Regions from separate parts of the Homo sapiens genome. Here region 2 is linked to region 1. Evidence: chromatin contacts called from ENCODE Hi-C or POLR2A ChIA-PET data. All regions are on one chromosome and are shown on one strand. Each heading gives the region's core, a stretch centred on a gene start or an enhancer-like site at or near the end of the contact. The rest is flanking DNA. Distances are from core to core; before and after follow the strand shown. Region 1 overlaps IGFL2-AS1 (IGFL2 antisense RNA 1). Region 2 overlaps PPP5C (protein phosphatase 5 catalytic subunit).

Region 1 (2,700 bases), core at 181-2,680:
AGTATCTGATTTTCTTTTGTAATCTTATTTACTATTTTATTTGTAATCATTGAATTTTTGATTCATACTTTTCTTCTTGGCATAGCTTGTTTTCCATTATTTTATACATGTGAGAGGTGTTCTTTTAAAACTTCATCAGCACAGCAATAAAGTGAAAACCAAAGCTCCTTTTCCACTCTAAGCCCTTGTCTTTCTCCTTGGAGTGATTCACTGTCCTCTCTGGTGAGAACTCAGGGTTCCAAACGTGCCTAGAAGAGCACACCCACAGGGACACAACAGTGGGCAGCAGGGGCTGGGGTGCAGGTGCCCTGTGGCTAGCGCTCCCAGGTCAAACCCTGACCTTGCCCCACTGACTGTGACTGTGGGTGAGTTATGAAGCCACTCTGTGTTTCAGTTTCCTCATTTGTAAAATGATGATGAAACCCAGACAAGATGAATCAATAATTGTAAAGAGTTATGAAGAATGCTCGATGCTCAAATTACATTAAACATTGTGGAATTGCTTTTCTGAAAATATTTTGTTTGTTATAACTTTACATAAATGCCTCATTCTTTTGCTTTTTTTTTTTTTTGAAATGGAGTCTCGCTCTGTCACCCAGGCTGGAGTGCAGTGGCATGATCTCAGCTCACTGCAACCTCCACCTCCTGGGTTCAAGCAATTCTCCTGCCTCAGCCTCCCAAGTAGCTGGGACTACAGGTGCCCACCACCATGCCGGGCTAACTTTTGTATTTTTAGTAGAGACAGGGGTTTCACCATGTTGACCAGGCTAGTCTCGAACTCCTGATCTTGTGATCCACCCACCTCGGCCTCCCAAAGTTCTGGGATTACAGGTGTGAGCCACTGCACCCGGTCTCTTTTGCTTTTTAAATAGAATTATTTGAAGTATTTTTGAAGAACAAAGCATGGAGTCATCCCAGCCTTTCTAGTGGCTGAGTATTATTGTGGTATAGTAATTCCCTCTTATCTCCACTTTCACTTTGGCGTAGGTTTCAGTTACCCATGATCAACTGTGATCTGAAAATATTAAATGAAAATATCAGAGGCCAGGCATGGTGGCTCATGCCTGTAATCCCAGTACTTTGGGAGGCCAAGGTGGGTGGATCACTTGAGGTCAGGAGTTCGAGACCAGCCTGGAAAACATGGTGAAATCCTATCTCTACTAAAAAATTACAAAAATTAGCCGGGTGCTGTGGCATGTGTCTGTGATCCCAGCTACTTGGGAGGCTGAGGCAGGAGAATCACTTGAACCCGAGAGGTGGAAGTTGCAGTGAGCCAAGATCGTGTCACTGCACTCCAGCCTGGGGGACAGAGCAAGACTCTGTCTCAAAAGAACAAAAACAAAACACAAAACAAAGAAAAAACAGTTCATAAATTTTAAAGTTGCGTGTCACACTGATTGTGAAATGCCGTGTCGTCCCGCTCTGTCCTGCCCCGCTGGTGAGTCATCCTTCGTGCAGCATATTGACACTGTAGATGCTACCGGCTCAGTAGTCTCCAGTAGCTGTCTCAGTTATCAGATCAACTGTCATGCTATTGCAGTGTTTGTGAAAGTTTCTCAAGAGGGCTTTCTTTATCGTAAAATAAAACCTTTATTTTACTTTGTAATGGCCCCAAACTGCAAGAGTAGTGATGCTGGCAATTCAGATATGCCAAACAGAAACTGTAAAGTGCTTCCTTTCAGTAAAAAGATGAAAATTCTCCACTTAATAAGGAAAGAAAAAAAAATGGGCTGAGGTTGCTAAGATCTATGGTAAGAATGAATCTGCTGTACCTGAAATTGAGCAGGAAGAAACAGAAATTTGCACTAGCTTTGTGTCCTACCTCAAACTGCAAAACTTACAGCTGCACTATGTGGTAACTGTTACAATATATTGTAACTGTTCTATTTTATTCTATCTTGGATGTCTCCCTTCGATGTAATGATGCTGCTCTGTCCAGCAGACACCGCTCTCGGGTCTAGGCTGCTATCAGTTCAGGAAGAGATGGGTATTTCTGGTCAGAGTATTACCACAGTGTGTTGGCTCAGCCTCTCTGTTTCCACCAGAGCCCAACAACATGTTAATAGCTCCTTCAGAAAAGGTGCATGATGAGTGGCCATTTCTGGGAGCCTAGAAGTCCAGAAACTTTGCGGTCATCAGACTCTGATGGCTTTTCCTTTTGGTCAGATTCCAGTCTTCCTCATCTCCTAGCACTGAAACTTGTCATTCAAATGGGGAGCTGGGCTCTACGGGACACAGGGGCCTGAGTAACTGCCTGAGGTAGGGCCTGGAGTGCATTGTACTCCCTGGACCCCCACTGGGGGTCCCTGGAAAGCAGCTATGTCTCTGGTTATCTGGTGCAGGGGGACCACCAGAATGCCCAGATGGAGTCTATGTTGTCTTTAATATCCAAAATACCCAGTGAGGCGTTGACTCCACGGTCTGCAAGGGCCTCTCTCTGCCTGGTACCAGATATCAGATGTGGAAAGGCTGTCAATCTCTTTGTTAGAAACCTCCTGTGGTATCAGCCAGGCACCCAGAGGCTGCCTCTGGCACAAGCGCTTGGGTTTAGAGTCTTCTGACTTTGTTTATTTTAACTTTCATCACTCATTGGGTCTGATCCCATTCTGCTGCAGAAAGCAGTAAAGCTTTTCAATGGCTTCACCAGGGACAATGCAAGCAAAAACCAATCAAGGGCCGGACACGGTGGCTCACGCCTGT
Region 2 (2,700 bases), core at 90-2,589, 180 kb after region 1:
ATACAATCCAACTGCCACTTTAAAAAAAAAGTTCAGTGTGAAGTTCTGACCCGGTGGGCCTTCAGGAGCTGAGTCCCTTCTGGTCTGGACTGAATGACCTTCCTCAGGAGCAGGAGCCCAGCAGGGCATCTTCACTGTCCCAGCTAGACCTTGCGTGTCGCAGCAGCTACAGTAGCAGCAGGCCTTGGGATGAGCACTTGCCTGCTGCTGCCTGGCATTAAGTTCTCACGACAATCCTCCAGGGGGTGCTGGCACCACCCCTACTTTCTAGAAACTGAGGGAGGCTTGAGATGTGAGGCCGCCTGTCCTGGCAGGCCTGGATTCAGACCCAGGAGGCCTAGTCCCAGAGCCCAGGCTCATAACCACTGCCCCACGCTGCCTCCCTGGAGGGCATGCAGTGTGCCCCAGGGACGAGAGGCCCAGGCAGGGAGGGGAGGTGGTGGAAGGGGAGCCCATCCCAGCGTGCATAGCGGAAATCAGGAGCCTGGGCTTTGGCGCAGTTTCGCCTGGGAGAGAAGGGAATCCTGGCTTCCTGGGTGGGTGACTTCACCTCCCCGGGCCTTGGTTTTCTTGTCTGTCAGATGAGGATTGTGAAAACACTGCCATGTAGAGGTGCATGGAGGATAAATGAGCAAGTGAATTGCTTACACAATATTAGGCACATAGTAAGTGCTCTAGAAGTGAGCTGTGTATTATTATTGTTGCCGCTGCCACTGTTGGTATTCCCACTCCCTTTCTCCTCCCTGCGCTGTCATTGTTTGCCTTCATCTGCCTTCCCAGCCCGCCCACCCCTGGAGAACAGGAGACTGGCGGGGAGGAAATGCTCAGTCACTCATTCATTTCTTTGGAGAAAGGGGGGAAGGGAAATTCATTGACTGCTGCACGCACAGCTATGGCTGAGCCTCAGCCCTGCCCTCACAGGGCCACCTTCCAGCGGGGTGGACAGACCGGTTCCGAACCAGCAGGGCTCACGGCTGGAACAAGGGAGCCCAGGGGCCTTTGGGAGCCCAGAGGGGGTGCCTGACCCAGCCTCTGGGGCTTCCTAGAGGAGGGATCAGTGGGGCTGAGACCTGGAGGAGGAGCTGGAGGTGCAAATGAGGTGCTCTGGGCAGAGGCAGCCTGCATAAAGGCCTGGAGCCAGCATGCCGGGGACATGAGTGGTCTGGCTGGGAGGTATAGAGGGGTGGGAGGAGCCGCATGGGCCAGGCCACATGCTGGTTTGGATGCCAGCCGGGTGTGGGCACATAACCACTCCTCATTGGGAAGGATGCCAGGGGCTGCCTGGCACTGTCTTCCTCCCCTGCCTTACACCCACCCACAGCCCAGGTGGAGCTGCCTGGCAGGGTGCCCTAGGCCTGCCCAGACAGGGAGGAGGCCGTGGCCTGCTGGGCCTGGGCTCTTCTCACCCCGCTTGGCGCACACACCTGTTTCCAGCATGGATGAGCCTCACCCCCTGCTTCTGTCACACCAACCTGCAGGGGTCAGTGGGTGTCTCTGTGGAGGTTTCTGAGTCACGCTGCCAGGCTTTCCACCAGAGGCCACCCCTGCTCCTTGAGGGCCGGCCCTGGGACCTCCCAGTCTGTCCTCTGGCACAGGAGATACGGGGGTCTGCTCCTGGGGAGGCTAAGGATGGTGGGCAGGTCAGACGGGGGTCTACGTGACTAAACAGGTGAAGTCACTTGCCCAAAGTCACATGGCAAGTAAGTAGCAGAGCCAGGATCTGAATCCAGCCCCCAAATCCAGTCTGCTTTTCAGGTTAGAAGATCAGAGTTTGCAGGAATCGGGGTAAATAAGGTTGCGGGGATAGGGCTCCTTTCACTGGGAACTTGCTATGTCCCAAAGCTGAACGCCCCATGCCTATTGTGTATGATCTGGTCATCAGCGCAGCAGCCCCAGAAGGGGGACCGTGAAGAGCAGTGGGCGCCCACGTGGAGTTTCCTTTCACCTGGCACCACTGTGCAGGGTTCACAAGCATTCACCCATGCAGCTCTCCCAGTGGCCCTCTTGAGGGAGATATATATGGTTCTCAGTCCCACCTCAGAGAGAAACTGAGCCACAGAGAGGCAGACTCACCTGCCTGAGGTCACCCAGCTCATGACTTGCAGAGCTGGGATTTGAACCCGGTCTCAGGGATCTGTGACCCTCAGTTCCTCTCTTCAGTGGACAAAACAGGGAAATCTTTTGTCCTGGGCCTCCCCAGAGTGTGAGGGAGGGAAGTAACAGCACTCGGTGCTGCTGCCCACCTGCCCCTGCTGCATGCCGGGCCCCCTGTGTTACTTATTCCTTCCCACAGCCCTGGCAGGGGAGCCCTGTGTCACCTCCCTGTTAGAGATTAGGTAACCTGGGCTTGGGGAGTCCATGTCGTCCAGCAAGTCATTGGCCCTTTGTGTGAGTCTGGGCTGTTCTGTGACCGTAGACCCAGCCGGGCCCTTCCTCTCATGCTCCGCCACCTTGGTAGTCACGATAGTAGCATCAGGACCTGTGCTTGGGATGCTGCTCACCCCACAGGGATTCTCACAGGGCACCTGAAGCTGAGCCCGCAGTCCTCAGACAGGCAGTTGTTTGATTTTAGCGCGCTCATAGCTAAGATTGATGAAGTGCACCCATGCGGGCAGCTTTGCTGTGCCCAGTTTTGGGGTGCAGAAACCAAGGCTCGGCAGTTAAATACGTCTAGGGTTGCACCATCAGCACCTGGCGCCC

The links. Hi-C counts contacts between places; a loop is a spot of excess contacts on that map. ChIA-PET counts read pairs that join two places held with the same protein, here RNA polymerase II (POLR2A).
Region 2: a loop to region 1 is called in a map of PC-9, with 3 times the contacts of the local background. The contact joins two enhancer-like sites. A Hi-C loop is called at or near these places in 2 of 168 maps with a recorded cell type or tissue (PC-9 and heart right ventricle). POLR2A ChIA-PET finds 5 or more read pairs at or near these places in 1 of 52 experiments (PC-9).

Annotation. Positions count from the first base shown.
Region 1 is chr19:46,191,866-46,194,565 of GRCh38, forward strand. The region is part of intron 2 of IGFL2-AS1 (IGFL2 antisense RNA 1); the gene reads right to left. It also overlaps a transcript of IGFL2 not described here. Among named protein-coding and RNA genes, the nearest start is that of IGFL2-AS1, 9.8 kb to the right of the region's middle. Within about 2 kb of position 1,431, at least 6 of the 41 ENCODE cell types and tissues checked have a DNase peak (open chromatin) inside an H3K27ac peak, as active enhancers do; they include PC-9, where a contact is called at or near this core.
Region 2 is chr19:46,372,797-46,375,496 of GRCh38, forward strand. The region is part of intron 2 of PPP5C (protein phosphatase 5 catalytic subunit); the gene reads left to right. Among named protein-coding and RNA genes, the nearest start is that of PPP5C, 27 kb to the left of the region's middle. Within about 2 kb of position 1,340, at least 26 of the 41 ENCODE cell types and tissues checked have a DNase peak (open chromatin) inside an H3K27ac peak, as active enhancers do; they include PC-9, where a contact is called at or near this core.